Linked DNA regions of Homo sapiens: regions 2 and 3 are each linked to region 1. The links are chromatin loops, found by intact Hi-C in ENCODE. Cell type or tissue: heart right ventricle. All regions are shown on one strand. Each heading gives the region's core, and the rest is flanking DNA. Links, peaks and the distances in the headings are about the cores only. Region 1 has its middle 66 kb from the start of LINC00159. Region 2 has its middle 22 kb from the start of MIS18A. Region 3 overlaps HUNK (hormonally up-regulated Neu-associated kinase).

Region 1 (10,888 bases), core at 1,994-9,993:
GAGGCAGGAGAATCACTTGAACCTGGGAGGCGGAGGTTGCAGTGAGCCGGGATGGCACCACTGCACTCCAGCCTGGGTGACAGAGCAAGACTCCGTCTTAAAAAAAAAAAGGCTTTAACATTTTCCAGTCACTTTAGTATTTATGCCTAAAACAATCTGATCAGCTTTCTGCTTTTGTGGGATGCATTGAGCATGAACAATGTCACTGATGTTAAAGGAGCAAATGAGCATTCTCTTCACTTTTGAAATAAGTATTTTTCTTACGTCTCAGGGATGTTGAGGCTTTCTACAGCGAACGTTGATGCTTTACTTCTGGACCATAATAGAAACACTATGTTCTACGATCGGTCATTATTTTTCTCTAAAACATGTGCTTTTTGTTTTTTCAAACCTCCCTTGAAAAATCAGAGCAAATGCCAAGGCTTTTGAGTGTAAGTTTATCATTCAAAATTGTTGGCAAGTTTTCACAGAAATTTCCCTGCTGTCCCAGTTCTCTTCCCTCTGAATGTAACACTCCGGCCAACGTGCTCACAATTACTTGTTCAGCGCACTGCCTGGTTCAGCACTTCCACAGCCCTTGTGAGTGACGAGGCTCCATGGCAGAGCCATCTCCTTCCTTCCTTAAACCTTCCATGACAACCCCTAACTCTTGTCTTTGCCATCTGTGCTTGGCTCTTTCTCCACATATTCCTTTTTAACATGTCAAATGTCTTGCTGGCCCCACTGTGTTACTTTATGCAAAATGTGAGGCTCTTTGTTCCTAAAACTGCTATCATTTTTACTCAGGCATGAGCACCCGCACTTCCTTACCCTCTGGCACAAATCTGCCTGCAAGGCAGGTTGTAGCAAGTCCCTGTTAAGACTGGTCTTTGATTTCCACTGGCCTCAAGGGACACCTCCTTGGGTACACAGAAATCCATTTCATTGGTTGGACAGATACTCACAGTGCAGAGCTAGAAATGTCTGTGCTGCCCTTAGAAGGACTACATGTCACTCAGCTAGGAGACACCCCCAGAAATTCCCCATCAAACTCTATTCCACAGAGCCCCCATCAATGACAGTAAACCATGCCAGTACTGCCCTAGATCAATCCCACACAGTTGCAGCGTGAGTCTCTTCTCTCTTTCCCTTCTTATCCCAACTTACCCAAATTTAATGAAAATGCTGAAATCGAAACTGACCGAAATAGAAATTGCTGCTCCCATATTTAAGCACTGTTCAGTGCATCTTGCTCCCCCACATTCTGGATTCTTCTCCCACTGCCTCATTGAAATTGCTCTCTAGCTTCACCAGGAGCTCCCTTGTGGCAAAATATAATGGACATTTTTCATTTATTTCTCTGGGCTCTCTCTGTCTGTCATGGTAGAAATTGTGTGTCCCCTGCTACCCACCCCAATTCATGTGTTGAAGCGCTGACCTCCCATGTGACTGTATTTGGAGACAGGATCTTTAAGGAGATAATGAAAGTTAAATCAGATCATAAAGGCAGGGCCCTAATCCAATAGGACTGATGCCCTTCTAAGGAGGTGGGGGTGGGAAGAGAGAGAGAGAGAGAGAGACAGACCAGGGATGCGTGCACAGAGGCAAGGCCACATGAGGACACAGCAAGAAGGTGAACATCTGGAAGCCAAGGAGAGGCCTCAGGAGAAACCACACCTGCCAATTTCTGGATCATGGACTTCCAGCCTCCAGAACTGTGAGAAAATCAATGCCTCGTGGAAGGCACCCAGTCTTGTATTTGCTATGGCAGCCTGAGCAGACTAACACACGCTCCTTCTAGAAACACTCTATTATCCCAGCTCTGTGATTCTCTTCCCACCTTTCCAACGATTCCTGGAGATTTCCTCTTTCAAGTATTCTGAGTGTTGCTGTCTCTGTCTTCCATCCACAGCCTTCTCACTCATAGCATTTCAAGCATTTCAACTCCTATTCCCAAGCCAAAGTCATCAACATCTATGTCCCCTGGAACTTCAGATGTGAGTGTCCAATTTCTGGTTGGAAGTCTCCCAGGTATCTCATAGGAACCTCAAAGTCAACACGTGCAAAGCTGAACTTACCCCTTTTCACCTGTTTGTTGTTGTTGTTGTTGTTGTTTGTTTGTTTGTTTTTGAGACGGAGTTTCACTCTTATTCCCCAGGCTGGAGTGCAATGGCACAATCTTGGCTCACCACAACCTCCGCCTCCCAGGTTCAAGTGATTTTCCTGCCTCAGCCTCCCGAGTAGCTGGGATTACAGGCATGCGCCACCACGCCCAGCTAATTTTGTATTTTTAGTAGAGATGGGGTTTCTCCATGTTGGTCAGGCTGGTCTCGAACTCCCGACCTCAGGTGATCCGCCCACCTTGGCCTCCCAAAGTGCTGGGATTACAGGCGTGAACCACCGCGCCCGGCCCTGTTTCACCTGTTTTGCCTGTAAATCTGCCCCCATGCCTATGGCCTCTATCTGTATTTCCCAGACGCCCCCAAGCCAGAATCCCGGCCATTGTGCTAAGTTGTCTTCTCCCTCGGTTCCCACATTCAACAAGCCTCAAGAGTTTGCTCTGTCCCATCCTCACTGAAGCCTCTCCCCTTCTTCAATAGCCATCACACAGGCCTTTGTTGCCTCTGGCCAAGCCTATCACAGCAACCATCTGATGGGCTTTCTCAAATCTATCCCTTGTCCTACCGGCCACTGCCCTTAACCAATATTAAATTTTGACCATGTCAATCCTTAACATTTGACATTAAACATTAAAGCTTAACATCTTTGGTGCCTCTGGAATAACTCTCAGCTAATGTCCTCACTCCTTAGCAAGAATATGGGGCCCAGTGCAGCGTGGCTCCTGCTCACCCTCCAAGCTCAACTTTTACTCTTTTTTGCCTGCAACTTTGTGCTTTAGCCATGCTCAGGGTGCTCCTTCCCGCGCATCTGCTGTCTTCTCTGAGGGCCCCACTCGTGTATGTCTGTCTCTGTGTCCAAACTTCTCCTTTTATAAGAACACCAGGGGGCCAGGTGTGGTGGCTCATGCCTGTAATCCCAGCACTTTGTGAGGCCGAGGCGGGTGGATCACCTGAGGTCGGGAGTTCGAGACCAGCCTGACCAACATGGAGAAACCTGTCTCTACTAAAGATACAAAAGTAGCTGGGTGTGGTGGCGCATGCCTGTAATCCCAGCTACTGGGGAGGCTGAGGCAGGAGAATCGCTTGAACCTGGGAGGCAGAGGCTGTGGTGAGCTGAGATTGCACCATTGCATTCCAGCCTGGGCAACAAGAGCAAAACTCTGTCTCAAAAAATAAATAAATAAAAAAGAACACCAGGCATATTGAATTAGGGACCACCCTGATGACTTCGTCTTAACTTGATTACCTGTCTCAAGACCCTGTCTTATTCTGCTTGGGCTGTGATAACAAAGTGCCATAGTCTGGGTGGCTTAAACGACAGACATCTATTTCTCGCAGTTCTGGAGGTTGCAAAGTCCAAGGTCAGGGTACTGGCATGGCTGAGTTCCAGTGAGATTCCTTTCTCCTCTCTCCCTGTGTCCTCACACAGCAGAGAAAGAGAGAGATCTAATGTCTTCCTTTTCTAATAGGGGCACTAATCTCATATGGAGCCTCCATTCTCATGACCAAATTTAGCCCTAAGGTTCTACCTCCTAATGCCATCACCTTGGGGGCTAGGGTTTCAACATATAAATTTGGGGGGACAAAAATATTTGGTCTATAACAGAACCCGTCTTCCAATAAGGTCTCATTCTCACCTCAACATATGGATTTAAGGGAGATAACAATTCAATCCAAAACAGCCAGCTAGCTGGGGGGTGAGAAATTTTGTTCAAACTTTCCCACAGTGACTCCAGAGAAAACTTTTCTCTGCAATTTGTGGGATGGGCTGGCTTGAGGATGGGAGTGTGGAAAGGGACAGAGGATCTGATGAAAGATACCAGAGCCCCGACGTTGTGATGAACTTTATAGAAAAGCTTCCTGATCGCCAGTGGTGAAGGCCACCAGTCTGTTCATGGCGATGACATTCTTTCCTGCCCAGGATATAACATTGGCTGGGACTGATGCCTTTTGTTTCCTTCATTAGCCACTGGTCTGTCTGGTTTTCATCTTATCATGATTATAATAGGAATAGTGATTACAATTTCTTCAACAAAAATTTATTTGCATCTATAACACGCTGGGCATTGTAAAGATTGTTGGAGATTTTAAGCTGTGACTTCGTTGTGGTCCTTGAATGTCAAAAAGAGAATCACATTTTTATGTGTTACTGGAAAAGTAGCGACTTCCTAAAAGTTTTTTTCACCCTAATTGTGCTAGTTAACAAGCTCAGAAGAGCAGAAAAAAAAAAACAAAAAAAGTTACCACCAAATCCCATGACCTAAATTTGGTGTATCCTCTTATAATTTTTTTCTATACCTTTAGAAATGCATGTGTTACCCTTTTATATGGTTTGTTCATTTAAAAAATTTTTTATTTTGAAATAATTTTAGACTCACATATAAGTGGCAAAAGGAGTACAGAGAATTCCTCTGTACTCTTCCCCAGGTTCCACAGCGATAACATTTTTAAAATTTTTTATTTTTAAAATTGTGGTAAAATACAAATAACACAAAATTGACCATTTTAAAGATGTTGAAGTACACAGCTCAGTGGCGTTAAGAACATTCAGGCCAGGCGCGGTGGCTCACGCCTGTAATCCCAACACTTTGGGAGGCCGAGGCAGGTGCATCACCTGAGGTCAGGAGTTCAAGACCAGCCTGGCCAACATGGAGAAACCCCATCTCTACTAAAAATACAAAAATTAGCCAGGCGTGGTGGCGGGTGCCTGTAATGCCAGCTACTTGGGAGACTGAGGCAAGAGAATCGCTTGAACCCGGGAGGCGGAGGTTGTAGTGAGCCGAGACTGTGTCACTGCACCCCAGTCTGGGAGACAGAGTGAGGCTCTGTCTCAATACAATACAATACAATACAATACAATACAATACAATACAATACAATACAATACAATACAATACAATAAAAACAACAACAAAAAAACCATTCTCAGTGTTACGCTGCCATCACCAGCATCCATCTCCAGACCTTTTTTCCATCTTCCAAAATGGAAACTGTGCCAATTAAACAACTTCACCTTCCCTCTCCCCACAGGCCTTGGCGACTCCCGTTCTACTTTCTGTCTCTGTGAATTTGACTACTCTAGGGACTCAAGGGGCCCTGGCTTCCCTGCTATGAGTGAACTTGAAGGAGCAGGGAGGAGTTTCCAAGACACCCAGTTTCCCTCTCCCTGGGCTGCAAGTCTGGCAGGCCACTGGGTTTCCTGTGTTCTGGGTGACTTCTCAAGCCTAGTGACCTGGAACAGGGGTGCACAGTGGGAGGACAGATGCTCCCTGATGTGTGTTTGGCATTGCCAATCTCCTTATTAGCTTATTGGTGCAATAAGCCACCAGACCTGGAAATCTCACCATAAGAGGCTGGCTGACAGGGAGCACTGATTTCTAGCGTGTGTTCTTGAGGTTCAAAAGGGAAAACAGCCATTTGGGGTTTGCATAGAGAATGAGGTTTCAGCTAACCATGGCTGATTACAGAATTGCTCCAGCAGTGACCGTGTTTGACCTCGACCTCAATACCCCAGCAGCTGCCCCTGCTGTGTCTGTTCAGTGAAACAACCCTTGCAACCACGCCTCCAAGTCCGTCACCACAGATCCCTCCTGCCTGAGTTTTCAGTGGCTGCTGTAATAAAGTACCACTGGCAGGGTGGCCTAGAACAACACATTTTATTCTCTCACAGTTCTAGTGGCCAGAAGTTCCAAATCAAGGCATCCAAACTAAAGCTCTTTAATGTTGGGCAAGTTACTTAATGTCCCTGTACCTCACTTTACTCATCTGTCCAATAGGAGGGTAAGAGCACCCCAGGACACTCCTGGTGCTCTGCCCAGACCTCCAGGGATCCCTTTTACCCATTTTGTGTGTGCATCCCGCAGCTTCTGTGTGCTTTCCTTCTACCTGCTCGCACCTGCAACCTTCTTCAGACACCTGCTAATAGAGCTGCTTCACCTGCAAAGGACATAGAGTTGGAAGTGCCGGGGACTGCGTGGTGCTCCCTGGAGCCAATGCACAGCATGCTGGTCTTCCCATGGTGGAATACAGGCTTGCAGGGTTCCCACCTGAGGCTTTATAGAGAGATACAGGGCATGGGGTCCTCCAGGCAGGGTGACAACCGCATCCCAGTTTGCCCAGGCCTTTCCCAGTTTTAGCACTGAAGTCCCCATGAAGGTGGGTCATAGACACACTATCAAGTCACAGGAGCCTAGCAGGAGCCTTTCTGAGTGATCATCCTGCCCTTGGCATCAGGTTCATGTCTCTGTACTCACATGGATGATGTGGGACTCTCGCCGTGGCTGCAACAGATAAGACCGGCACTGTTGTGGAGAAGCTTAGGGGGTTTCCAGGGCCTCCCAAGCTTTTCTGCTGCCTGACTTCTCCCTTTGGCTGTTGATGGCAGCAAGCCCGCACCAGGAGTGAGAATGAAGGGGGCATCCTGGGCATTACCCCCCTTCCTTGTGACTGGTGGGGCTATTCCTGGAGGAATTAACTTTGGCACCATTCAGGGAAGCTGTGAATGAAAGGCAGCTGCACAGACATCATAATCTGTAGCCGGGAACAGGCAGGCCGCTCTGGCACCCAGCCCGCCCCGTCTATGTGGTGCCAACAGCTCCTGGGCAGACACAACCGGGAATTTTAAGGCAAGGCCTGTATTTGCAGTCCTCCCTGCTGGCCGTAAACCCCGGCTTGTTAGTTTCAAAGGCTTGAGGTCAAATGTACCATTATAACAAGTTAGACCAGTTTATAAAAGAACACCAAGGTGGGAGGTTTTGCCAGTATTTGTTTCACATCGTCTTGCTCTTTGATTTAAATGTTTTGATGAACTGCCCTGATGGTCATGATGCTGGTGGCCAGTGAAATCCTACCAAACCTTTCTGTGCTAATTCTGCCCAGAACATGGTTGGAGAATCCTTAATGATCACAATGCAGTAATTTTCCCCTTTTCACCATTCGGAACTATTGCAAAACTTTCCAAGGGATTGGCCTGATTCCCTGGGGCCCTCCCTCATCCTGGAACCCTGATATCTTGTAGAACTGCCACTTTGGGAGGTAGGATGTGGATAGACCAAAGCATAAGAACAATGCTTCATGGCGTTTCTGCAACACAAGATCTTCATTTCTTAACCACTTCCTCTTTTTGAGTGGAATTAGAGGAAGTCGAGAAAAAAGGGGATTAGGAAATTCATTCCAGCATACGGAATAAAATCTGTCCTTCAACAAATGAAGGCTGAAAGGGACACGTGAACATTTCATCTAGCACATTCCTATATTCCTGTTCTTAGATGATGCTAAGCTGTCCTTTCAGAAGAAACCCAGCCTCTTCGCTGTACCTCCAAATCCCAATTTTCTGTGAACAGGGACGGAGGAAGAGCTGCCAACAAGGAAGTTACCTAGGTTTTGACAGCTTATTAGTTCTATTATTCCGACTCAGGCTCAGGGCTGCATGGGCCAGTAGAGTGCGGGAGAGTCTGAGCAACACAGGGACTGGATAATTTTCTCCTATAAAATTCAATGCTGTTGTTGGCTTCAATTTCACCAAATGAAATCTCCAAATGACCAATGGCAAAGAGAAAGCACTGTCGTCTCACAAAACTGCCTTGAGTTATGATTTCAATAGATTCTAGCTACCGTGCTTTTACTAAATTCCCAAATACCTGCAGCTTTTGTTGGTATAATATTATTTCACTATCACTAAAAAAACCCCAAATCAGAATCATTTACATCTTGAGGCATACCCAGCGAGTTACAGGCTTAAAGTTACCTTATCTGGTAAGAGTGAAAACCATATCCCTCTGTTGTTTTTCTCAAGGAATCATATTGTTTTTCATTCCTATTTCTGGAGTTACTTGTGAGGCTGAACGTCTTTTTTTTTTTTTTTTTTTTTTTTGAGACAAAGTCTCACTCTTGTCCCCTAGGCTGGAGTGCTATGGCGTGATCTTGGCTCACTGCAACCTCTGCCTTCCCAGTTTCAAGCAATTCTCCTGCCTCAGCCTCCCAAGTAGCTGGGATTACAGGTGCCTGCCACCACACCCGGCTAATTTTTGTATTTTAAGTAGAGACGGGGTTTCACCATGTTGGCCAGGCTGGTCTTGAACTCCTGACCTCAGGTGATCTGCCGGCCTCGGCCTCCCAAAGTACTGGGATTAGAGGCATGAGCCACTGAGCCTGGCAAGGTTGAACATCTTATGTTTTTTAGCCATTTGCAATTCTTCCAGAGCCTTCGACCCACATCTGTTTTCTTAACTCTCTCCTAGAATCATTTTAGAATTATGGAGAATTATTAAGGGAAAGAGAAGAAGTGCACAGTAGGGGATGAAGGGGGAGAGGTGAAACCAGGTGGGGAGCACTGTTCTCAAGCCCTCCCCCAGCTCCCTCTGACTTTTCTTTCCCCAGGGCTAGATTCCCTCCACCCCACTCCTATTTTTCCTCGAAGGCCATGTCAAGTCTCTTAGGATAAGTCCCTCTTCTCCTCTAATAACTTACTACTCTTGATCTTAGCCGAAACGCTGAGAAGTGATTCTTATAATAATTTGTTTTGCTTTTAATCATTCCAGGTAAAGGGAGAGGACCTTTAGTCTTGGATCCTGACCTCCTTTTAGGTGAAACTTCCTCTGAGGACAAAGTATAGTGGTCCCAGTGTCCCTGTCTCATTTAAAAAGTAAAATACTGGTAGTATAGTTTGGGATAAGCAAACTAAGTAGTCAGATTCTGGCATTCTGAATCTTCCTTTTGCTTAGGAATTGCTAAGGCCGAGGGTTGTCTCTGGCTCAACATTTGCCTGAACGTTCAGTCTCCTTTCGGGTCTGTGAGGGAGCAAATGCTACTGCGGGAGCCTCAGGGAGCCCTGCCCACACCTTCCTCTTCCCTTCCTTAAAGGTCACGATAGCTGGGTTCATCCCGTAGTTGGATGTCAAGTTTGCTTTTAAAATAGATTGTAACACTTAATTCTTGCTGTCATCCTGTAGGAAATACCACGATCCAGTGGTAGCCTCCAAGTATATCACCCTGAAAACAATTCTGGTGGTCTCAAAACAGAAAGCACAGAGGCCCAATTAAGATGCTCAAATCTCATGGTTTATTAAATCTACGTGAAACACACAAGAAGAAGCAAGGGGATAGGGATGGGTTAGGTAGTGTATTAGTATATATGTATATATACGTATATATGTATAAAGGGGAGTATATTATATGTATATATATGTATATATATGTATATATACGTATATATACGTATATATATGTATATATATGTATATATATGTATATATATGTATATATATGTATATATGTATATATATGTATATATGTATATATGTATATATATGTATATATATGTATATATATATGTATATATATGTATATATATGTATATATATGTATATATATGTATATATATGTATAAAGGGGAGTATATTATATATATATATACACACACATATATATGTGTATATATACGTATAAAGGGGAGTACATTAAATAGTATTAACTCACACAATCACAAGGTCCCACAATAGGCCATCTGCAAGCTGAGGAGCAAGGAAGCCAGTCTGAGTTCCAAAGCTGAAGAACTTGGAGTCTGATGTTTGAGGGCAGGAAGCATCCAACACAGGAGAAAGATGGAGGCTGGGAGGCTAAGCCAGTCTAGTCTTTTCACATTCTTCTGCCTGCTTAATATCCTGGCCATGCGGGCAGCTGATTAGATGGTGCCTACCCAGATTGAGGGGGGGTCTGCCTTTCCAGTCCACTGACTCAAATGTTAATCTTCTTTGGCAGCACCTTCACAGACACACCCAAGATCAATACTTTGCATCCTTCAGTCCAATCAAGTTGACACTCAGTATTAACCATCACAGGTAGCCACACTGAGTATAGTGTGAAGGTGGGGTGGAAGACCACACACCTCAGTCCGGAGTTACATGATGTTCATGCATCCTATTTCTCTGCTGTCTGCATCTACCTCCCCCAAGGAATATTGAACAGCGGCTCAGCAGGCAGAGGTGCCTGCAATCAACACTTGCTTCTTTTATTGGAGAGATGCAGGAGAAATTACACCTGGTCACAGCAGCACAGTAGTTCCCCCGTTATCTGAGGTTTTCCTTTTTGCAGTTCCATTTACCCATGGTCTGAAAATATTGAATGGAAATGAAATATTGGTGGAAAATTCCAGAAATAAACAATATATAAGTTTTCAATCATGTACCATTCTGATTAGTGTGATGAAATCTTGCACTGTTCCACTCCATCCCACCTGAGATGTGAATCCTTCCTTTGTCCAGCGTCTCCACCCTGTAGATGCTTAGAAGTCATCTCGATGATCAGATCCACTGAGGTATTGCAGTACTTGCCTTCAGATCACCTTTATTTGACTTCATAATGCCCCAAAGCTTAAGAGTAGTGATGCTGGCAGTTCAGATATGCCAAAGAGAAGCCGTAAAATGTTTGCTATAAGTGAAAAGGTGAAAGTTCTTGACTTAATAAGAAAAAGATCATTGACTGAGGTTGCTAAGACCTATGGTAAAGATGAATCTTCTATCCATGAAATTGTGAAGAAAGAAAAAGAAGTGTGTGCTAGTTTTGCTGTTTCAGCTTAAACTGCAAAAGTTATGGCCACAGTGCATGATGACAGAGCTCAGTTAAGATGGAAAATATATTAAATTTGTGGGTGGAAGATATGAACACACACGTATCTTGACTGATGGTGACCAGGTTCAGTACTATCTGTGGTTTAGGGATCCACTGGGGCCTGGGAACATATCTCTTGTGGATAAAGGGGTACTCCTGTAGTTTGCCAACTAGTTCAATGA
Region 2 (10,888 bases), core at 1,501-9,500, 240 kb after region 1:
AGCTACTCAGAAGGGTGAGGCCAAAGGATCACTTGAGCCCACAAGTTTGACACTGCAGTGAACTAAGATTACACCACTGCACTCCAGTCTGGGCAACAAAGTGAGATCCTGTCTCAAAAAAAGGAAGAGGAGGAGAAGAAGAAGAAGAAGAAGAAGAAGAAGAAGAAGAAGGAGGAGGAGGAGGAGGAGGAGGAGGAGGAGGAGGAGGAGGAAGAGAGAAGAGGAGGAGGAAAAGAAAGAGTAAGGAAAGAAGGAAGGAAGGAAAGAATGAATGAAGGCAGGCAGGCAGGCAGGGAGGGAGGGGAGAGGAAGAGAGAAGAAAGAAGGAGAAGAAAAGAAGAAGAAGAAGGAAGAGGAGGAGGAGGAAGGGGAGAGGAGGAGGAAAAAGAAGAAGACATGTATGTATTAGTACATTTACTTGATCAGCATTGGATAACTGCAAGGGAGATATCTACAGCAAAGCAAAAATATATTTTTTAATGTAGTATTTATTCATCTCTGCTTCTGAAGAATGAGTGTACTCTCATCCCCTAGGCTCCAGCATACCCGCTGTCAGAAGTATCCCTTCCTTTCTCCCTCACTTAACTAAGTTGACCCCCTACCACACTGAGTTCAAGTTTGGGGGCCTGACCAGGAAAGAAATATATGTCAGCTTTACAATGTGCCTTTCAGAAAACTCAAGTGTTGTCTTTATAAATTTAGATGTATCTGTTTTTTTCTAACCCAAGATTTCTTCCTTCATGGGTGAGAATACAAACGATTTTGTTTAGGGATCCCAGAGAATGACTGTGAAATTTCTGCATCGTTGGCAGACAGGTGGTGCAGAGATCTCCCACTTCGGGGTCTGATGCTACTCACTCGTCCATTTGGTGAGTGCACAGTGAGCATCTACTCTATGCCCAGATCCCTCCTAGGCTTAGAGAACTAAGGAAGGAGCTGCCCTTGGGACCTCTCCAGCTAGGAAAGGATGGAGGGATGGGATGTGCTTTAGGGGAGCTGTGCTCGGGACTTCTCCACCTGGGCGAGGACGGAAGGGTGGGATGCGCTTTAGGGGGCCACTCCATAGAACACCATGCAGATGGTGCCCCCCCGCACGACCCCCAGCATCAGAGTTGTGCACTGATGGCCTGCAGATGAGCAGGGGAGGGAAGGAAGGCTCTATGCCGCTTTGCGTGTGGTCAGAGGCATTTCTCCCAATGCTTCTGCATCCTATTGGTGAGTGACAGGTACACAGCGGGCATGCGCAGTTTCCAGCTGAGGATTGTCCCTTTGGAGCTCATTTGGCCTGCAAGCTTTCCATTCATGTTACCTAATCGCCCTCCCCCCACCCCCCATTAGGCCTGCTCCCAAGGGTGGCTGAAATTCCCAGAATTCATTATTAACATATTTTTGTTCTGACTCCACTTTCAACAGCCATTTTTATCTCTGACAGCAAGCTGGCCTCTGTCTCTGGGGCTGGACAGCATCATGCCCAGATCACTCCATTTTCAGAGCAGGCTTTAGCAGACTCCTGGCTGATGGGAGCCCCAGGGAGGGGAGCGGGAGAGTGAGCGACCTGCCCCCACTGCAATCACACAGCAAGGGTTACTTCCCCCTCCACCAAGTGGGACCCTTTGCAAAGCCTTTGCTCCCTCTGCCTTTGGGTTGTCATAATTCAGAAGGCAGGCTGCTATCTGATTAGCCCAAAACGCTCCTAGAAGCTTCTCCCCAAAAGCACCCATTCAAGCACCACAGCTTCCAAATTACTCAACATTCAATTGGTTCATAAAAATTTGTATTCCTGGAGAAAGTCAAAAAATTGGAAATAGTTTTAGTTGATTTAATAGAGTTTTTTTTAAACAGCATTTTGAAAAAAAAATCATAAATCCCTATAGAAGTAAATTGCTGGCTGGGCGGTGGCTCACGCCTGTAATTCCAGCACTTTGGGAGACCAAGGTGGGTGGATCACAAGGTCAGGAGTTCGAGACCAGCCTGTCCAATATGGTGAAACCCTGTCTCTACTAAAAATACAATAGCCGAGTGTGGTGGTGTGTGCCTGTAGTCCCAGTTACTTGGGAGGCTGAGGCAGGAGACTCACTTGAACCTGGGAGGCGGAGGTTGCAGTGAGCCAAGATCATGCCACTGCACTCCAGCCTGGGCGACAGAGTGAGACTCCAACCCCCGACCCCAGAAAAAGTAAATTGCTTTGGCCAGGCGTGGTGGCTCACGCCTGTAATCCCAGCACTTTGGGAGGCAGAGGCAGGTGGATCACCTGAGGTCAGGAGTTCAAGACTAGCCTGGCCAACCCTGTCTCTAAAAATACAAAAAGAAATTAGCCAGGTGTGGTGGCAGGCACCTGTAATCCCAGTTACTTGGGAAGCTGAGGCAGGAGAATCACTTGAACCCGGGAGGTGGAGGTTGCAGTGAGCCAAGATTGCGTCATTGCACTCCAGCCTGGACAAGAAGAGTGAAACTCGGTCTCAAAAAAAAAAAAAGTAAACTGCTTTATAACTTTAAATGGTTTTTCACACCTTTACCATATCTAATCCTTTCAGTAAACCAGTTCAAGATTTCATTAATTATGTCTAACTTTTGTCATGTTGTTATAAATAAGAAAACTAACCAGAGGGAGGTTAAGTAACATGCTTAGGGTTCTATGCTGGGCCGGACCTAGAATCCGTCTCCTCTTTTATTCTCATTGTATGTTCATTCCACATCTTAATCCGGGCCCAGATTTAACAGCCTCAGTTCTCCCACCAAATTCACACAATCCAGATTCATTCATTATATGGCACAAAGATTTCACTAGATGTTCAAAACTACATTGTTTGTAGTACAAAAAAGTCTAGAAACAGCCTAGTACATAACGCCGAGAGTTTGGTTAAGTGAACTATTCAATATTGTGAAATATTATGCAGTCATTGAAACAAAGTTGCAAAAGTATATTTGGTGATATATCAAACTATTCATAATATAGTAATATAGAATATGCACAGCAAGCTGTCCTTTTTATAATTATATGTATAAATAAAATGCATAGGAAATCATGTGGAAGGATATACCCTAAGATATTAATAGTGGTTACTTATGGAGATACTTGGATTGTAGATACTTTTACTGTCTTCATTTCAGTTTTCTGTAGAATCTTCTAATTTTTCTACGGTAAAAATACATTTCTTGGGTACTTTTTTTTTTTCTTGAGACGGAGTCTTGCTCTATTGCTCAGGGTAGAGTGCGGTGATGTAATCTTGGCTCACTGCAACCTCCGCCTTCCGGGTTCAAGTGATTCTCCTGCCTCAGCGTCCTGAGTAGCTCGGATTACAGGTGTGTGCCACAATGCCCGGCTAATTTTTGTATTTTTTTAGTAGAGATGCGGTTTCCCCATGTTGCCCAGGCTGGTCTTGAACTGCTGACCTCAAGTGATTTGCCCACCTCGGCCTCCCAAAGTCCTGGGATTACGGGCGTGAGCCACCGCGCTTGGCATTCTTGGGTACTTTTTGAAGTTTCAAAGTTATTTCAGCAGGAAGACCCATCTAGTTAAAGAATAAATGTGTGCTTGGCCAGGCGCGGTGGCTCACGCCTGTAATCCCAGCACTTTGGGAGGCCGAGGAGGGTGGATCACGAGGTCAGTAGATCGAGACCATCCTGGCTAACACGGTGAAACCCCATCTCTACTAAAAATACAGAAAAAATTAGCCAGGCGTGGCGGTGTGCGCCTGTAGTGCTAGCTACTCGGGAGGTTGAGGCAGGAGAATGGAGTAAACCTGGGACGCAGAGCTTGCAGAGAGCCAAGAACGTGCCACCGCACTCCAGCCTGGGTGACAGAGCGAGACTCTGTCCCAAAAAAAAAAAAAAGAACAAACGTGTTTACGCCTGGGGTAAGTACATTTAATAGTGTAAAAGTTCAGCCATTTCCATCTATTTTATCTCATCCCTAACTGGCTATGGATGGTAAACTCAGTTGACTTCTTTGAGGATAACCATAAATGTGTTTCACAAGCTTACTGATGTCTACTTTTAGCGAATTTCTTCAGGAAACAGAAGATTCATTATTAAACATTTTTTTGATGTCTACTATGTTGGGATTGTTCTCCCCAGAAACCTCGTGTATTGCTGCTCAAACCTAAAGAGAATTACTCTACTCTTTACTGGACAAAATCACAAAACCATTGACTGGGCCACCCCAAATTGTGCTCCCTCAGAGAGTACCACTGCCTCGAAGTCTTTTTAATCTATTTCTGCTTGATCTATCATCAAATTTCCCTGAGCTGCTGTTCAAACCTGTCCACATTTCTTTCATTTCTCTATTCCATTCCCACCCGACTCAGTTTCATCGGATGACTTGGCATCCTCCTCTCTCACTTGAGCCTCGTGGCTGTCACACTCCGGTAGCTAAGGCCACCTTTGTTCAATGGCTCTCTACCGGGAGGCATAAAAAGTACGGTGACACGTGTGCTGGTTTTCCCGGGACAATTGACATCTGTCATCCCGACTTAATTATTAGACATTCCCTGTTTCGCGAATGTGCCCTGATTTGGACAATAATTTTTATAGTCCTACTAATGATGAGAAAAACATTGAAGATGGAAGCTGTTCTCAGTGGGGACTGTCCCTTGCCCCTTTTTCGGCCTCTGTGTCTTGGCTCATGCTAATCTTTCTTGTACTCAGTGACAAAAATGATCTCTTGTTCCTGTGAGAATTCTGACTTTATTACTTCTTAATCTGCATGATCATCTAGTGCTTCTCAGACTGATGATCTGTGTATATTTTCTTTTAACCACCCATCTCAAACAGTTCAATTCAAATCCTCATTTCAGAGCTACAGAAAAATGCATGTGAATAAGACTCATTCTTACAGAGGAAAAAAAAACAGGCTAGAACGAAAGTCTGCTCATTCACAGATTGTTTTCCCCCACCCTGGCTCCCTTAACAGCCACATCAGGACTGGATTCTCCCAGGTTTTCCTTCAGAGTGGAGAGAAACACAGCAGTTGTTGCCTTGGAAACTCTGTCCAGGGGCTGGCATCACGGGACTTGGCTCGCCTGCTCTATGGCTGACATCCAAAGCTGACTCACTTAAGTTTCGACTGGTTATGGCTTCGCTAAGGGGGACATAGCGATTGAGGAGAGAGGACAGGGGAACTTGAGCAAGTGAAATGACTATAGCAAGACATCTGTCTTCTTCACAGAGAGTAACTCAAATGATGGCAAAAGGAATAACCAGTGCACTTTAATAATGAAGATTCTTGGTGAAATGTTGGCAGCCAGAGATGCTGTTAAATAAAATGTTCACGTGCCCATGTTTTAATCCAGTTCAGAATTCCATGAGCTGATTCAAGAATTTCTTCAAGACATGCACCTGGTGCCACCTACAACTGTTCATTACACAGCAGCAGCAAATGTGGGCGGCTCTTCTATTCTAAGCTTCTTTTGTGGTCTTGGTTCTCTAATGGGCAGAATATTGTCTATGTCCATCAGATTACAAATGCCTTAGATGAGCCTCTATCAGCTATCAATCGAGGTTTCCATTTCAAATCAATACCTAATTAAAATAACAAAACATTTCTGATTGCTTTTTTAGATTACTTTTAAAAGGAAACCTACGGAGCATCCTAATCCAACCCCTTCTTTCTACAGATGAGGAAACCTAGCCTGGGAGATGGACGCCAGGGATGTGAAATTGCTCCAGTTGTTGGAGGCTCCGTAGGACACACACCCCAAGGCTCCAGGACTCCCAGTGTGCTGGAACCTCACAGAACTACCACTTTGCCTCTGCATAATCACTTAATGCACGAGTATTTTTTTAATCTGTTTCAGCAAATGGAAGTCTGGCATAAAATGTAGTTGCCTGAGTTCACTTTAAAGCTTTGGACAATGTTGTCGTCTAAATAATGTGCTTTGGATGTCTTGACCCATAACAAGATAGCACTGTTCCTTAATCTTTCCAAAGGAATCTATAGCATTAATACAGATAGAGGGTTCCTGCCAAGTCTCGTGTGAGTCAGACACATTAGCAAGGTGATCAGAAATGTCCTTATTCCGGAAGACTGCCACCTCTCAGCCGGCAACTCCAAACTGAGCTGGCAAACACAGCATTAAGGACTCAGAAAGCATTGGGGGAGGGGATTTAGTAACAAATCTGAGTCATGAAAACAGAAAACGACTGAAAGAGAAAACATAATTAACTTCCAGTGTAGAATGCTAGTGCCTTGGGGAAAATCCTGTGCAAGTGTAGATGTAAGCAATTTTAGGGACGAATACCGAAAAAGCTGTTAGCAGTCTGATGGGGGCTGCATCGGGGACGGGGGGCCTTGACTATTATTTTATTTTAATTAAGAATGTTGGTTACAGGAGTGAAGGGATAAAGTCAGGTTGCAATGAGGCAACCTTCCTGTTGGACAGGGCCTCCTGCAGCTACTGAGTTTCCCACTGTGGTTGTGAACAGGCTGGACACGATGAATGTTTACATGGTGAAATGCGGCCCCTTGTGGCCTGATTGGGGAAACAAAACAAAAAGTCCGACTCACAGCCTGAGAGTGATACTAACCTACTTTACAGCATGTCAAACAGTGACACTGAAAAAATGACTACGGTACTCAGCAAAATTAGTAATCACACCAAAACGCACCAACATATAAAAGAACCATTTTATTCAAGAAAGCCGGGAAGAACTGTCCCCTAAGTCAGCTCGTGTCACACTTGAACGTGCCTGGGGACCACCTAGCATCTTGTTGCAGCAGCACAGGTTTGGTTCAGCGGGCCTGGATGAGGCGTGAGGGTCTGCATTTTATTTATTTATTTATTTATTTATTTATTTATTTATTTATTTACTTACTTACTTACTTACTTAGAGATAGGCCTGTTGCCCAGGACGGAGTGCAGTGGTAAGATAACAGCTCACTGCAGCCTCGACCTCCCAGGCTCAAGCAGTCCTCTCACTTCAGCCTCCAGGGTGGCTGGGACTGCAAGTGCACGCTACCACTGCTAACTTTTTAATTTTTTCGTAGAGTCTTGCTGGTCTTGCTATGTCGCCCAGGCCAGTCTCGAACTCCTAGACTCAAGCGATCCTCCTGCCTCGGCCTCCCAAAGTGCCAGGATTTCAGGTGGGAGCCACCGTGCCCAGCCAGGGTCTGCATTTCTGATAAGCCTCAGGCAATGCCCACCCTGAGAGTGGCCAGGGGCTCGAGGGAAGGGTTGGCCAGGTCTCCTCTGTCAGGGCCTCCTCGCTCCAAGACCGCAGGCCTCTGGAGGGCATTCTCTGCCTCGCCTTGGCCTCCCAGGGGTTACAATTCTTTCCCACACCCAAGCACTGAGAAGGCTGGGGAGCCACTTTTCTTTCGCATCTTCAAGCTCAAGGGCCTCCTTACCTCAGCTCAAGGTCATCATTTCCCCCTAAGAAAGAGTATCCTGTGAGGAGACAGCCCACTCCCTGACACCTTCCTAGCCTACTCTGGACCTTCCTACTTCAGGAAGCAACCATTCCAGGACGGCATCTGACTGTGTCTTATGGATTCCGCATTCATGAAAGCCACAGGTTTCTTTCTTGATCACTGAAAGCAGCAGGTGGTTTTCAATGCCATTGCCTCCAAGTCTCCTCTTGGGATGTGCCTGTCTGAAGGTGGCGTTAATGTGTATCTGCCGGGCTTCTCCCTTGCACCCAGACAGCGCGCACTGAGGCCCACTCCGGCATCTTGTTTCCAGTGTCAGAGTGGCATTCACACCCCACCCCACCCCCAATCCCAAGAATTCATTGTATTTGGTTATGAAGAAAATCTTTAATACAAAGTATTTTTAACCCAGTGTGGGAGGAGAAAGACAGAATAAATAGAACAGTAGAATGATCACAGATGGGTAATTACACATGTAAATGAGCTCAATTTGGTAAATTTCCTTTGAGTTCCTATTTACCTGATTAACATTTTATGCTAGCCCCACAGCACCACTGCAGTTTGGGTTACTTTCTTTTTACTCTTATATGTCAATTCTGAAATATGAAAAGCAATTTTGAATACTTTGGTGGAACCATTTTTCTCAGCTTTTTTTTTTTCAGATTTTTCCATTTACCATCATAACTGGTCTACAAAGTATGAATTGCCTCCAGTGTACAAGGTCCCACAACATGTTGGATCTCTGGAAAACACAACCCTAGTATTCCAGGAACAGTTCCCACAAAACTAGAATACAAAATCTAAGTAATAAGGTCAGACCATGCTGAAGTCATTTAAGAATAATGAAGTGGGAGAAATGACATCTGACTGAGAAATCAGCAAGGGCTTCCTGGAGGAAGTGGCACTCAAGCAAGATCTTGAAGGACAAGTAAGAACTGTATATATACAAAAGGGTCAGGTGTGAGACAGAGAGTACACAGGGCATATCCAGGGGATGTCGGCAGATCATTAGAAACTCAGGACCAGGGACCCGGGGAGACAATTGAGGGCTGTGGGAATTAGAGACACAGGAATGATCACTGAAATCCTGGCAGGGCGGAAGTAGCCAAGAGAGACTGCAGAGAGAGAAAGGAGGGCAAAGGCAGAGCCCGGGAGAAGCAGGAGGAAGGTGAACTCCGGCAAAGCAGCAGCAAGGAGGCAGGAGGCCACTGGGCAAGTCGGACGCCATCAATGCCCAAGGATGAAAGCAAACTTGTTTGTTTTTGGTTTCATAAAAATTTTCAAACAATACACAGGCCAGGTGCAGTGGCTCATGCCTATAATCCCAGCACTTTGGGAGGCCAAGGCAGGAGGATCACCTGAGGTCATAAGTTCGAGACCAGCCTGGCCAACATGGGAAACCCCATCCCTACTAAAAACACAAAAATTAGCCGGGCGTGGTGGCATATGCTTGTACTCCCAGCTACTTGGAAGGCTGAGGCAGGAGAATCACTTGAACCCAGAGGCGAAGGTTGCAGTGAGCCGAGATGGCACCACTGCACTCCAGCCTGGGCGACAGAGTGAGACGACCTAAAATAAACCATACACACTCAAAAGTGCAGATATAATGAACCCCCACCCGTGCCCATTCATAAATAATCAGCAGAGATTAAGATGAGGGCCATACTATCCCTTTTGCTGTGTGGTTACTTTACCGACATTTTACCACAAACCCCAGGCCCCATGGCATCCAGCCCCTGCATACATCATTATGCCTCGCTCAGAAATGCGGGCAATCAAGAAGAAAATGTTAAAGGGGAGAACAATTTTAAATTGTTGGAAATTTTAGGGATTTCAGACAGACAGTAACACTTTGTAGGAACTCACTGGCGGCCTTCAAGAGAGTAGTTTCAGCAAGATGCCTGGAGGACCAAAAGCCCAGAGTTGAAGTGTTGAGTGGGCAAAGTCAGTGCGGTTAAAAATAAGAGAGCAGTTCAGCGAGGTGCCTGGGCCACGGGAGGGCTCTTTGTCACCAAGATGAGACGTAAGTATGCTTGCGGGTCAAGATAAAGAATCAATAGAGTGGTTAGAGAATGAAGATGTGAGTAAACAGATGCTCGATGCAGCAACATTCATTTGTTCCATTGAAGATGGAATGAGCACGTATTACGGGGCTGCATTCTTTTTGGCCCAGGCCATGAGATGGATAAAATCCCTGCCCTCGTGGAGCTAACACTCCAATGGCAGGACAGACATTAAACCAACAAACAAATGTAAAATATAATGCCCAACAATGATAACCGCAATAAAGTAAAATAAATGACTCAAAGGAGGTGGCACACGACACAGCCAAGAAGACACACGGAGAGGTGAGAGCTTGAAAGAGAGGCCAGACAGTACCTCTGGGCAGAAGAGGGGCTGGGGGATCTGGTAGCCAGAGAATCTCAAGGGAGGGACAACTGCAGGGAAAGGAACTCATGCTGAGTTCACTGTGTTCTACAGAAGAAAAAGAGAGAAGCTCAGGATTTCTAAACCCTTCTAGACGCTAAGATTGCTAATACTATATTAACTGACGCAATGTCCCTTTATGTGTTTTACTGCTAAAAAACAAGCTCAGAGTGAGGGAAGAAGGCAGCCATGCACAGAAGGAAGGCACTAGGTCTGCTTATTAGCCAAGTGGGACTTCAGGCAATTTAAAGTCTCTGAGCCTCAGTTTCTGCATGTGTAAAATGGGTATGATGCTTCCTACGGAAGAGGGTTCTGTGAGAATGAGGTAGTAACATACATGGAGCCCCAAGCACAGTGCTCCGCACCTCCTAAATGATCGTTAAGTGCTATCTTAGAAAAGAAAAGCCATCCCTAGGGAAGCAGTTGTGACAGTCAAAAAGCAGCTGTCCTGTTTTGAGAAAAACCCTTGGAAGGCTTCCTAAGGTTTCTCCTCAAAATGGCTACATGCTCTTCTTTTTGGTTTGGAAAATGTTATGCAATCAAACACACGTTTTACTTTCTCAAAATTTCTACTGTTCTCAAGAAGCCCCCAAAATGACAAGCCCCGCAGCTCCTGGTAAGGGTGGACAACGGTTAATGGAGAGAAACGTGAAAGTGACGACATCCTGGAGAGACCTCAATTATCCCATTTCCTCAGATCCACACAGTTGGTTCATGGTCTCACTTCCCCCCTTTCAACATTTCTCATTTCCTTTCAGGGTTACGTGAATTAGAAGGTTGAAGAGCCCTTGAAGGGTCACCTTGTCCATCTCTGCCTTAAAATTAGATAAGAGAAGAACTAAAAACCATGGTGGTAATTGTTCAGGGAAAAAAAGAGTTATAGAGTTCATTTAATTTTGTTAAGCTAATTAGTAGAGGTCCACAGAGCCAACTTGAATGAAATGAGGCCAGTTCTATTTGAAATCACATTTAGGCCAATAAAACTCTAGGCCCCAGCACATCCATTCCTCATCCCAAACTCCCCTCCCTTCTCTACCTTCGAGCTTATCACTGGGATTTAAACAGGTGTGACTATCCCAAAGAAACTACAACTCT
Region 3 (10,888 bases), core at 1,038-9,037, 140 kb before region 1:
GCTAGAAGTTTAGGGGTAATCGCTCTGAGGAACAAGAAATGCTTAGAGAACTGGAAATTCCTATTAATCCTTGGCAGGGACTTCTTGGCAAGAAGGAGGCATTTGCAAAGCACCTGCTTGGTGAGCCCTGTGTGACAAGGCAGTGCCTGTAATTTCGAGGATTGCATTCTGCAGTTGCAGGCGGATTCTTTTGAACTTCCTGCCCTGCCTCATCTTTTTGAAGTACTTGTGAATGATGGAAATTGGCACGTAGGGCCTGGTTCCTAGTGTTCATTGATACAGGTCCCACGGACTTCAAAGGGTGCTTTGAGTCAGCGCAACAGTGCAGAAACGGTGCCCACGGAGAGGAGTACAACCCTACATTTTCTCTGCAGGTGTTGAGTCACGGCTATAGCTACCCGTGCATACCAATCCGACTCAGGTCTGTGAGACTATAGAATTCTGCATGCTGCCAGCTATTGGAGGTCAGCGCGGCAATCATCTGTCCCAGGGTTTATCTGCCCAGAAGGGGTGGGGAGTGGCAGCCATGTGCCCCCGAAGAGAGGGACAGGTTGGGGTGTTCTCCATGGGAAGGAGGCTTGGGCACAGGGTTATCATTTGCCTTGGGACATATATTCCCTCTGTCGATTATTTATGGTAACGGAGAGACCTGCTCTCTTGGCTAATTGAAACCCGTAGATAATCCCCAGGCCTTATGTTAGCTGATGGGTGAAACTTCTTTCTCTACTCAGCCCTGGTCTAAGTACTGACCTGAATTGAATTTCACGCTTTCTGATAGGAGGTGCCACTGGGTGGTACGATGACCAGCAGGAAAGAGCTAGAAACACAGGGACTGAATAGTCCCCGAGGAGGGGGATGCCTCTGTGAATTCGAGACAGCTGTTCCCTCTCCTCCATCACCAGCACCAGCCCAGTGCTACAGTGTTTTACGGTTTTTTTCAGGGTGCCCCTCCCGTGCACATTCTTGTTAGATGCCTGCAGCAGCCCTGGTGGAGGGGGTAACAGCCAGCTTGCTGGTGTTCTTGCCTGCCTTGATTACGTAGAAGGGTGCCCTGAGTAGATCTTCTCTCTGACATTCTCTATGAGTTTGCTAGGATGGTTCTAACAAATTACCACACACTGTGTGGCTTCAACAACAGAAATTTATTCTGTCACAGTTCTGGAGGCTAGGATCCAAAACCAAGGTGTTGGCAGGGCCATGCTCCCTCTGCAGCCACAGGGAGAATCCTTCCTTGCCTCTTACTAGCTTCCGGTGGTGGCCAGCACTCTTTGGCATTTTCTGGCTTATGACTGCAGCGCTCTGTCTCTGCGTCTGTCTTCACACAGTGTTCCTCCCTCTGAGTGTCTCTTCTGTCTCTTAATCTTTTCCTATGTCTCTTTATAAGGACACCAGTCATGGGATGTAGGTCTACCCTAATCCAGTGTTGCCTCATTTTAACTCGATGACATCTACAAAGTCCCTATTTTCAAAGAAGATCATATCCACAGGTACCAACGGGACTTGAAGGTATCTTTTGGGGGAGCATAGTTCAAGCTCCAGCACCTTTTTAGACTGTCAGTATTGGGTTGTGGCAAGCGGATCTTGGGAAGGAGATGAATGTGCTTTTAGGGATTACTCTCAGAACTGACCTCTGCAAGGGAAGGGGCAAAGCAGCACTGGGCAGAGGGAGAAGCTGGGCTCCAATACCGCTCTCAGCCAAAGCCCCTGCCCATGCCGTGGTGAGTGCTGGAGCTGAGCTGGCCCTTCAGAGCTGACCAACTTGGGTTGAGAGGACTGGGATTTATATTTCCGCATCGGCCAGTCCTTGATGGGGGCTGCCCAGGCAAGGGGCATGGCCTCGTACGGGACAGTTGCTGAGGGCGGTTCCTGGGGAGAGCTCACAGCTGATAGCCTGCAGCTGAGGCAGTCAGTTCTTCAGCACTGACGGGGAATCTGGGGGTGCAGCCCAGCATTTGCTGTTTACTGAAAGAGACAGGGTCAGAGTCCAGGGCTTTTCATCTGAGTCCATACCATATGGACCGTAGACAACGTGGGCATCTTTTCCATGCGCATTTTGGATATGAGTGGTCATCATTTCCATGTGTTGGTATCAAGTCCTCTCATCTCGTTACCTTGAAATATACAAAGTATGGCCAGGCGTGGTGGCTCACGCGTGTAATCCCAGCACTTTGGGAGGCCGAGGGAGGCAGATCACCTGAGGTCAGGAGTTTGAGACCAGCCTGGCCAACATGGTGAAACCCTGTCTCTACTAAAAATACAAAAAAATTAGCCAAGTGTGTGTTCCTGTAATCCCAGCTACTCGGGAGGCTGAGGCAGGAGAGTCGCTTGAACCAAGGAGGTGGAGGTTGCAGTGAGCCGAGATTGTGCCACTGCACTCCAGCCTGGGTAACAAGAGCAAAAACTCCATAACAACAGCAGCAGCAACAACAACAACAACAACAACAAAGAAATATACAAATTATTGCTGCTAAATATAGTCCCCGTAGCAAACATTAGCATTTAGTCCTTCTATCTATGTATGTTTGTACCCATGAACCAGCTTCTCTTCAGCCTGCCCTACCTTGCTGCTCGACTGTGGTCTCTCTCCCTGCAATGAGGGAGCAGCCGGCGTGGCATCTCATTAGCAGATTCTATGTGCCACACGCTGGGGGATTTTCTGGCCTCACATTTCTCTTAGGTTAGAATCATCAGGGCTCTGTTGTGTTTCTCAGTACTTACAAGATTGAAAGCTCACTTTATATGTATGCTCTATGGGTTTTTTCCTGAGAACTCTGGGGCAACTGAGTGTTGGGCCAAGTTGTGGGCCAGCATGCCTACTTCAGAGACGGTGGCACTTTCCTGGGAAGAGACCCCCCCTCCCCCATCACTCGTGAGTGGTGGGAAAAGTTGTTGAAGGAGTTGTGGGAATTTGGATTTTTGATGAGTAGAGTAACAGTTTGGGACATTCTCATGGACAAAAAAAACTACTCAGGGTAGAGCCATCTGTTAACATCCTCTTAGCACTCTTACGGTGGCCACTGTGCCCTAGCTATGCAACTTCTAATCACTGGGTTCTTTTTGGTTTTTAATCATCTTTGTGTTTTCAAGATGCATTTGGTTAAGTTTTGGAATTGGTAATACAGACACATGGTCTGAAATTCAAAGGTTCTGAGAGGGTTTGCAGTGAGAGGTAACTGCTTCTTATCTGGGCTCTTCAGTTCCTGGATCTTCTCGTGAGAGGTCACTCCTCCTTCTAGTCCTTGTGTATCCCTCCAGAGATACCCTATATGCATAGAGACCCACATACATATTTGTAAATGCGTAGTTAGGGGCAGATTTTTCTTCTTTATTGATACATAATATTTTACATATTTATGGGGTACATGTGAGTGTTCCATGCATGGAGTGTGTAATGATCAAGCCAGAGTATCGGCGTGTCCATCACCTAAGTATTCATTTCCACGGGTTGGTATTATATCAAGTCCTCTGTTCTAGTTACCTTGAAATATACAAAGTATTGCTACTAAGTATAGTCACCCTAACAGACATTAGAATTTAGTTCTTCTATCTATGTATGTTTGTACCCATGAACCAGCTTCTCTTCATCCATCCCTCCCACCCACCAGGGCAGATGTATTTTTAAACTGTACATGCTGTTCATTATCTTGCTTTTTCACTTAGCAATATGTCTTGAGCATTCTTCCCCATGACTACTACAGAATTGCCTCACTCTTTATGTTAATTAGTTATTGCATAGTAGTCATTGTGTGGAAGTATCATGTTGACTTAACCATCCCTTGTTGATGGACATTTAGGGAGTACATAATTTTTTTTTTTTTGTTATTCTCAAACCATACTTCAGTAAATATCCATGACCATTTGTCACTTTGTAAATGTGACCCCTCAGTGTATCTGAGGGGTAAATTCCTAGTCTTAGGCCAAAAGGTATGTCTATTTTAACTGTTGATAAGTATTGCCAAATTGCCTGCCATAGAGGTTGGCAATTTATAATCACATTGATAACCCTTATAATTTATAAGGGTTCCCAACTTATAACCACACCCATCTGGTATGGGAGTGTTTGCTTTTCCACATGTCAGCCAACAGGGTACTCATTTTGATCTTTGCCAATCGAGTGTATTAAACATGGTATCTTGTCTTATTTATTGTTTCTCTTATTTACATGGGAATTGAGTATATTTTCATACCTTCTCAACTGTTTGTACTTCATTTCTGTTCATTGTTCATGTCCATTCGCCAATTTTCTTTTGGGGTTTTGGCCTTTTTCTTATTGATTTATAGGAGCTCTTTATATATTAAGGAAATTAGTCGTCTTTGAGTGATATATTTTGCAGTGTCTACCACCTTCCCTCGCTCCCCATTATTCTTTCTCTTTTTCTTTGTGGTTCTTGCCATTTGCAGAAGTTATTTCTTGGGAGTTCATGAACTAGAGAAGGATAATTGATAAGTTTTGGAGGTCTATGGAGCCCTATCAATTGTGTGCATGTAAACATATTTCTGAGGAGAGGGTCCATGGGTTTCGTCATACTCTAAATGGAGTTATTTACCTCTAAAATATTAAGAGCCACTGCTTTGTTGCCCACCCTTGTTGGCTCTGCTGACTAAATGGAAGTCTGCAGATTACTGGGCTGAGGGTTTGGGTCACCTTGGTTTGTTAACACCGGTGCCAGTTGGGCTACAGTTGTAGATTATACACACTCAGGCTAGGCAGGTTGGTTCTGCAACCATGACCCTGGAGTAAGCACCCTTGATTCTGCCCCGACCCTTACCATGCCTGGATTGCAAGGGAGAGGCATGATACTGTGTGGGATGGTCTTTGGAAATCTTTGACTCTTGCTGGTTTAAGTAAGACAACTGTGAGTCCATGTCCCATCATCTCTTCATGGGAAAGGTGGTACCATTTATGGTGGATGGTTGCTATGATCAGAATGTTTGTGTCCCCCAAAATTCTTTTGTTGAAATTCAAACCTCCAGTGTGATGGTATTTGGAGATGGGGCCTTTGGGAGGTGATGAGATCTACCCTCATGAATGGGATTAGTGCCCTTATAAAAGGTGCCTGACTGAGGTTGCAGTGAAAAAATAAAAAAATAAAAAAGGCCAGGCATGGTGGCTCACACCTGTAATCCCAGACTTTGGGAGGGCGAGGTGGGTGGATCACTTGAGGTCAGGAGCTTGACACCAGCCTGACCAACATGGTGAAACCCCATCTCTACTGAAAATACAAAAATTAGCCAGGCGTGGTGGTGGGCACCTGTAATCCCAGCTACTTGGGAGGCTGAGGCAGGAGAATCACTTGAACCTGGGAGGTGGAGGTTGCAGTGAGCCAAGATCATGACATTGCACTCTAGCCTGGGTGACAAGAGCAAAACTCTGTCTCAAAAAAAAAATAAATAAATAAAGGGTGCCTAAAGGAGCTTGTTTGTCCTTCCACCATATGAGGACTCAGTGAAAAGGTGCCATTTCTATGAGCCAGAAAACACGCCCTCATCAGACACTGGATCTGCAGGTGTGTTAGGCTTAGACTTCACAGCCTCCAGAACTGTGAGAAAGACACGTCTCTTCTTTTTTTTTTCTTTTTTTTGATGGAGTGTCACTCTTTGTCGGCCAGGCTGGGGTGCAGTGGCACCCTCTTGGCTCACTGCAACCTCTGCCTTCTGGGTCAAGTGATTCTCCTGTCTCAGCCTCCCGAGTAGCTGGGACTACAGGTGCGTGCCACCACACCCGGCTAATTTTTGTATTTTTAGTAGAAATGGGGTTTTGCCTTGTTGGTCAGGCTGGTCTCGAACTCCTGACCTGAGGTGATCCACCCGCCTCAGCCTCCCAAAGTGCTGGGATTACAGGCACGAGTCATCGCGCCTGGCCAAATTGTCTGTTCTTTATAAGGCATCCAGTCTATGGTATTATGGTACTATGTTACACCAGCCCAAGCTGACTAAGACAGTGGTTGAGAAGAAAGAGAAAGGGGGAATATCGAGGGAAATGAAAACCTTTCAAGGAGCAAGAGCCATTACGTAACTTGGACATAAAATGCACTAAGACAGGTATTAGTACATTAATGCGTGTGTGTGACAGTGCATGCGCCTTGGCACTCTTCGAGGGGCTCTGTCTATTTGAGATGCCCTCTGAGGAGCAGCCTTGGTGGGGCCGACAGGCGGGCCCTGCTGTTGGAATTCCTGTGGCCTCGGCCTGACGACCGTCTCTGAATGCCCTGTCCCCTGTCACTCTCTGCCCCTTCACTCTGCTTTGTCCCTCCTCACCACCTGGAGTGGTTTGCTAGAGCTGCCATAAGACAGCACCACAGACCCGGGGGCTGGAATAGCAAGGCCTTACTGTCTCTCATTCTGGAGGCTGGAAGTCCAAAATCAAGGTGTTGGCAGGGTGGGTCCTTCTGAGGCTTGTGCAGGATGGATCTGTTCCATGCCCCTGTCCTCGGCTTATCCATGGCTGTCTTCTTCCTGTGTCTCTTTACATCGTCTGCCCTCCACGTGTGTCTGTCTCTCTGTCCAAATGTTCCCTTTTGTATTTTTTTATTTTTTTGATACAGAGACTTGCTCTGTTGCCCAGGCTGTTGTGTAGTGGCACAATCTTGGCTCACTGCAATCTCTGCCTCCCAGGTTCAAGCGATTTTCCTGCCTCAGCCTCCTGAGTAGCTGGGATGACAGGCACGCGCCACCATACCCACCTAATTTTTGTATTTTTAGTAAAGACCATTTCACCACGTTGATCAAGCTGGTCTTGAACTCCTGACCTCGTGATCCACCCGTCTCAGCCTCCCAAAATGCTGGGATTACAGACTATAGACGTGAGCCACCACGCTTGGCCTATGTTCCCTTTTGATAAGGACACCAGTTCAAATTGGATCAGGGCCCACCTTAATGACCTCACTTTAACTTGATTACTTCTCTAAAGACCTCATATTCAGGGGGCTAGGCGCAGTGGCTCACGCCTATAATCTTAGCTCTTTGGGAAGCTGAGGCAGGCAGATCACCTGAGGTCAGGAGTTTGAGACCAGTCTGGCCAACACAGTGAAACCCTGTCTCTATGAAAAATACAAAAATTATCTGGGTGTGGTGGTGCACACCTGTAAATCCAGCTACTCGGGAAGCTGAGGCATGAGAATCACATGAACCTGGCTGGGAGGCGGACGTTGCAGCGAGCCGAGATTGCGCCATTGTACTCCAAACTGGGAGACAGAATGAGACTGTCTCAAAAAAAAAAAAAAAGACCCCTCATATTCAAATAAAGTACTGAGGTACTGGGGTTAGGACTCCAACAGATGAATTCTGGGGGGACATAATTAAACCTTTAACATCACCTGATCCCATGGAATATATTTAGAGTTGATGTGTTTGTCTCCCCACTAGAGTGTAAGCCCCATGAGGAAGAGACCACTGCTCTATTCCCCGTGCCAAGAATAGTTTCTGGTACAGAGAATATGCTCAGAAAATACTTTTTTTTTTTTTGAGACAGTTCCGCTCTTGTTGCCCAGGCTGGATCTTGGCTCACTGCAACCTCCGCCTCCCGGGTTCAAGCGATTCTCCTGCTTCAGCCTCTCGAGTAGCTGAGATTACAGGTGCACACCACCACGCCCAGCTAATTTTTGTATTTTTAGTAGAAACGGAGTCAGGCTGGTCAGGCTGGTCTCGAACTCCTGACCTCAGGTGATCCACCTGCCTTGGCCTCCCAAAGTGCTGGGTGGCATGAGCCACCGTGCCCGGCCAGAAAATATTTTATGAATGGATCCAAGCATGGTTTGATCTTCCCAAGACATGTGGACAGCCTTCTAGGGGGTAATGTCCAAGTTGGCAGGCTCTGGTTCTGCAAGCGCTGTATGTTTCTCTCATTCCTTGCTGCTCTGGGTGTGCCTGTCTGGGTGATGACTATGTTGAATGGGTTGTCTGGCTGGTGCTCTGTAGAAAAATCCTGGCCCCTGAACAGCTGTGCTTTCTGCGGGGATTTAGTTAGGCACCTAGGTATCTGAGTGACAGGTGACTAACCAGAACCAGACAGTATTTTGCAGTGTCAGGGGATGTTAACGGACCCTCTCTCTTTCCTGAGAAAATGTAGCAACACTGCAACAGATGGGAGAAGTTGCTATTTGCAAACATACATTTTATTTTGGATGTTTCCCATGGAGATATATGTAGGTTTGGAGTCTGTCTCTTTGACTGTAATTTTTTTATAAGTTTATTAGTCTCCTAAGCCACATTCCTGCCAAAACATTTTGCAATCCTGCTTGCTTCTCTTGCCCATTTTCTGAGCCATTTGATTCATTCTGGGCTCCCTCCCTGCATCACCACTGCCATTTTAGTCCTCTTTTTGAGTTCTTGTTGTCTTATGTCCAACCCCAAGGCTTTTTGGTAAGTCGTCAGGCCATCTTTCTGCCTTTCTTCAGACGCTCTTGTATGTGACGCTCCTCTCTTTGTCACCGTCGGCTCTTTGCCGGGGCTCTGTGTGTAGCAGCTTGAAAGCGTGCAGCAGTAGTGGGTGACCCGTGAACACAGAGCGTGGTGCTAAGAGATAAAGGAACAGTGGATGTTGTAACCGCCTTCGGGGAGCCTCGCCAGCTCTGTTTAGGGATGATAGAATGAAGTTTGGATTCTTAGCGATTCCCTTGTCTACCTGGAGCAGAACACGGGTAGGCAGGTTATGATTGCATAACCTTCCAAATCAGTAAAAACCTGCAGGAAAGAAATGGGTACATGGTTTTTGCTTTGATCATGAGGAGGTCATACTGATCACGAAAATAATGAACATTTGTGGATCTCGTACCATCTGCTGGGCCATGTCTTGGATGCTTTGCTGCATGAGACAACTTACTCTTCATAGTAGCCTTTTGTGGTAGGTACTGTTGTCCTGATTTTGCAGATTAAGATGACCAGAATCTTGGTTTGCCCAGGACTCTCTTAAGTTTAATGTAGGAAGTCTTGGATTTGAGGAAGCCCCTCAGATAATGCCAAAACCACATTCACCCAGGAAAATATTTCATCAGAGTGTTTGGAGTCCAAACTGCAGGTTTCCGAATAACAGTATTAATAAGCAGCCAATCAGGTCATGAATGAGTGAAGAAGTAAAGCCCAAAGCCCTGGGCGTTACTGGGATGCTTTTGTTGGTAATAATAATGTCCCTGTGTGCTCCCAGGGACTGAGAGGTGCTTTTCTCACATATGTAGTACAGATCTACCATCTTTATGGGTTCACATGAGATGAGGAGCTTGAGCTATTAATAATATGTGTGTTAGGCTGGACGCAGTGCTCACGCCTGTATTCCCAGCACTTTGGGAGGCCGAGGCGGGCAGATCACTTGAGGTCGGGAGTTTGAGACCAGACTGACCAACATGGTGAAACCCTGTTTCTACTGAAAATACAAAATTAGCCAGGCGTGCATGGTGGCGCATGCCTGTAATCCCAGCCACTCGGGAGGCTGAGGCAGGAGAATCGCTTGAACCCAGGAGGCGGAGGTTATGGTGAGCCAAGATTGTGCCATTGTACTCCAGCCTGGGCAACAAGAGTGAAACTCCATCTCAAAACAAAAACAAAAACAAACAAACAAAAAAATGCAAAAAAAAAGGGGGTTGTATGTGCACACACAAATGTATGTGTGTATATATATATAAATGCATATACACAGATGTATATGTGTATTATATATAACATTAAATATAAATTATATAATACTATGCTAAATACATACACGTTTTTGTTAGCAGACTTCCTCAATGAAGGAAGCAGTGGGGACTGGTAGCTCTCTGAGTAGCTCTGGTTCGCATCAGTCTAACTCTAGTAGTACTTCTCTTTTGCGCTGGGGGCTGAAAAATCTACTGGAGGGGAGAGAGGTTTTTGAATCACATCGTGAAGCTGGAAGTGCATTCTTACGTCACACAGTGAACAGTCCCTTCCAGTCTCCTCGTTAAACCATCCTCCTACGAGAATGAACACAGATTACTTATTAAAAACAAAACAAAATACCCAGTGCTTTTGCCTTATTATGCTGACGATTTGGAGGCAGACCAGCTTTCCCAAGCCATTGCTTAGTCCCCGGTTGGGCTGAGAAAGGACATGAGAGGCAAATGGAATGAGGAAGTGCCTCAGGTGAAAAGGAAGCTTAGGGAAAGTTAGCTGTGGAGTCTGAGATCAGAATATTTTAACATTTTATCTGAGCCCTACTTTAGTGAAACCAAATGGATAAAGATAAGTGTTATCACTTATATAATCTGGTTTTTAGTTGGAATTACTGCTGCTCTGATGTAGCTTTCTCAGTGCATTCTTGTTTCCAGGTTAAAAATTTAATTAGAGAAACTAGTCGATGACTCAGTTCTCAGTTGAACATTTACATTTAATAATACTAATAAAGAAAACTTGTTTTGAAAACACATCTCCAGGTTTTCATAGTGTCATTCCCATAGGGTGACATTTTATTCTATTAAAAGCTAACATTTGTGAGAAGTAGTTGCAATTTCAAGGCCAATTTGACATAATAAAACTTGAATTTCTCTCTGGAGGGAAGGTGCTGGATGGCTATTTTACTCCCACCTAATTTATTACTCTGAGATGCTTTTTCCAAGATCAAGAATGAGCTTTTTATCATAAAGGCCATTAAAGCAGCTGAGAAAGTACCTGAGAATGTGCGGGGTAACAGATAGTTTCTTTCCAGTGTTCAGACTTAGAATTATGTCCTCCAGATTTCAAAGGGACATATTACTCAACAGTGCATTTATTTTTAAAAAGTCTAATATAAATCAGTGTTTTTTCTATGATCAACTATAAATATTTTAAAAATAATATATTTTTAAGTATTTTTGACCAAGCATTAAGAATTTTAAAATTCTTTAAATCAGTTAAGTCACAGGTATATTCCAGAATAGTTGAGATTTTTAACAGATCAAAA

What was found. Hi-C counts contacts between places; a loop is a spot of excess contacts. Peaks named below come from ENCODE experiments on the same cell type or tissue, not always from the same donor. Only the 100,000 strongest peaks of a DNase experiment are listed, where the experiment ranks them.
Region 2: it touches region 1 in a loop (2.4-fold over the local background); 4 of 110 quality-filtered maps call a loop at or near these places.
Region 3: it touches region 1 in a loop (2.1-fold over the local background); 2 of 110 quality-filtered maps call a loop at or near these places.

The regions. Positions count from the first base shown.
Region 1 is chr21:32,015,128-32,026,015 of GRCh38, forward strand. No RefSeq gene overlaps it. Among named protein-coding and RNA genes, the nearest start is that of LINC00159, 66 kb to the right of the region's middle. In heart right ventricle, for the core only: no CTCF peak of the experiment used is centred there; a DNase peak (open chromatin) is centred at 6,644; H3K27ac peaks cover 876 bases.
Region 2 is chr21:32,252,071-32,262,958 of GRCh38, forward strand. It overlaps a transcript of MIS18A not described here. Among named protein-coding and RNA genes, the nearest start is that of MIS18A, 22 kb to the right of the region's middle. In heart right ventricle, for the core only: a CTCF peak has its summit at 6,480 (motif pointing left); DNase peaks (open chromatin) are centred at 5,001 and 6,451; H3K27ac peaks cover 1,130 bases.
Region 3 is chr21:31,879,215-31,890,102 of GRCh38, forward strand. The region is part of intron 1 of HUNK (hormonally up-regulated Neu-associated kinase); the gene reads left to right. Among named protein-coding and RNA genes, the nearest start is that of HUNK, 12 kb to the left of the region's middle. RefSeq lists an enhancer at 1,794-2,294. In heart right ventricle, for the core only: no CTCF peak of the experiment used is centred there; no DNase peak of the experiment used is centred there; H3K27me3 peaks cover 384 bases.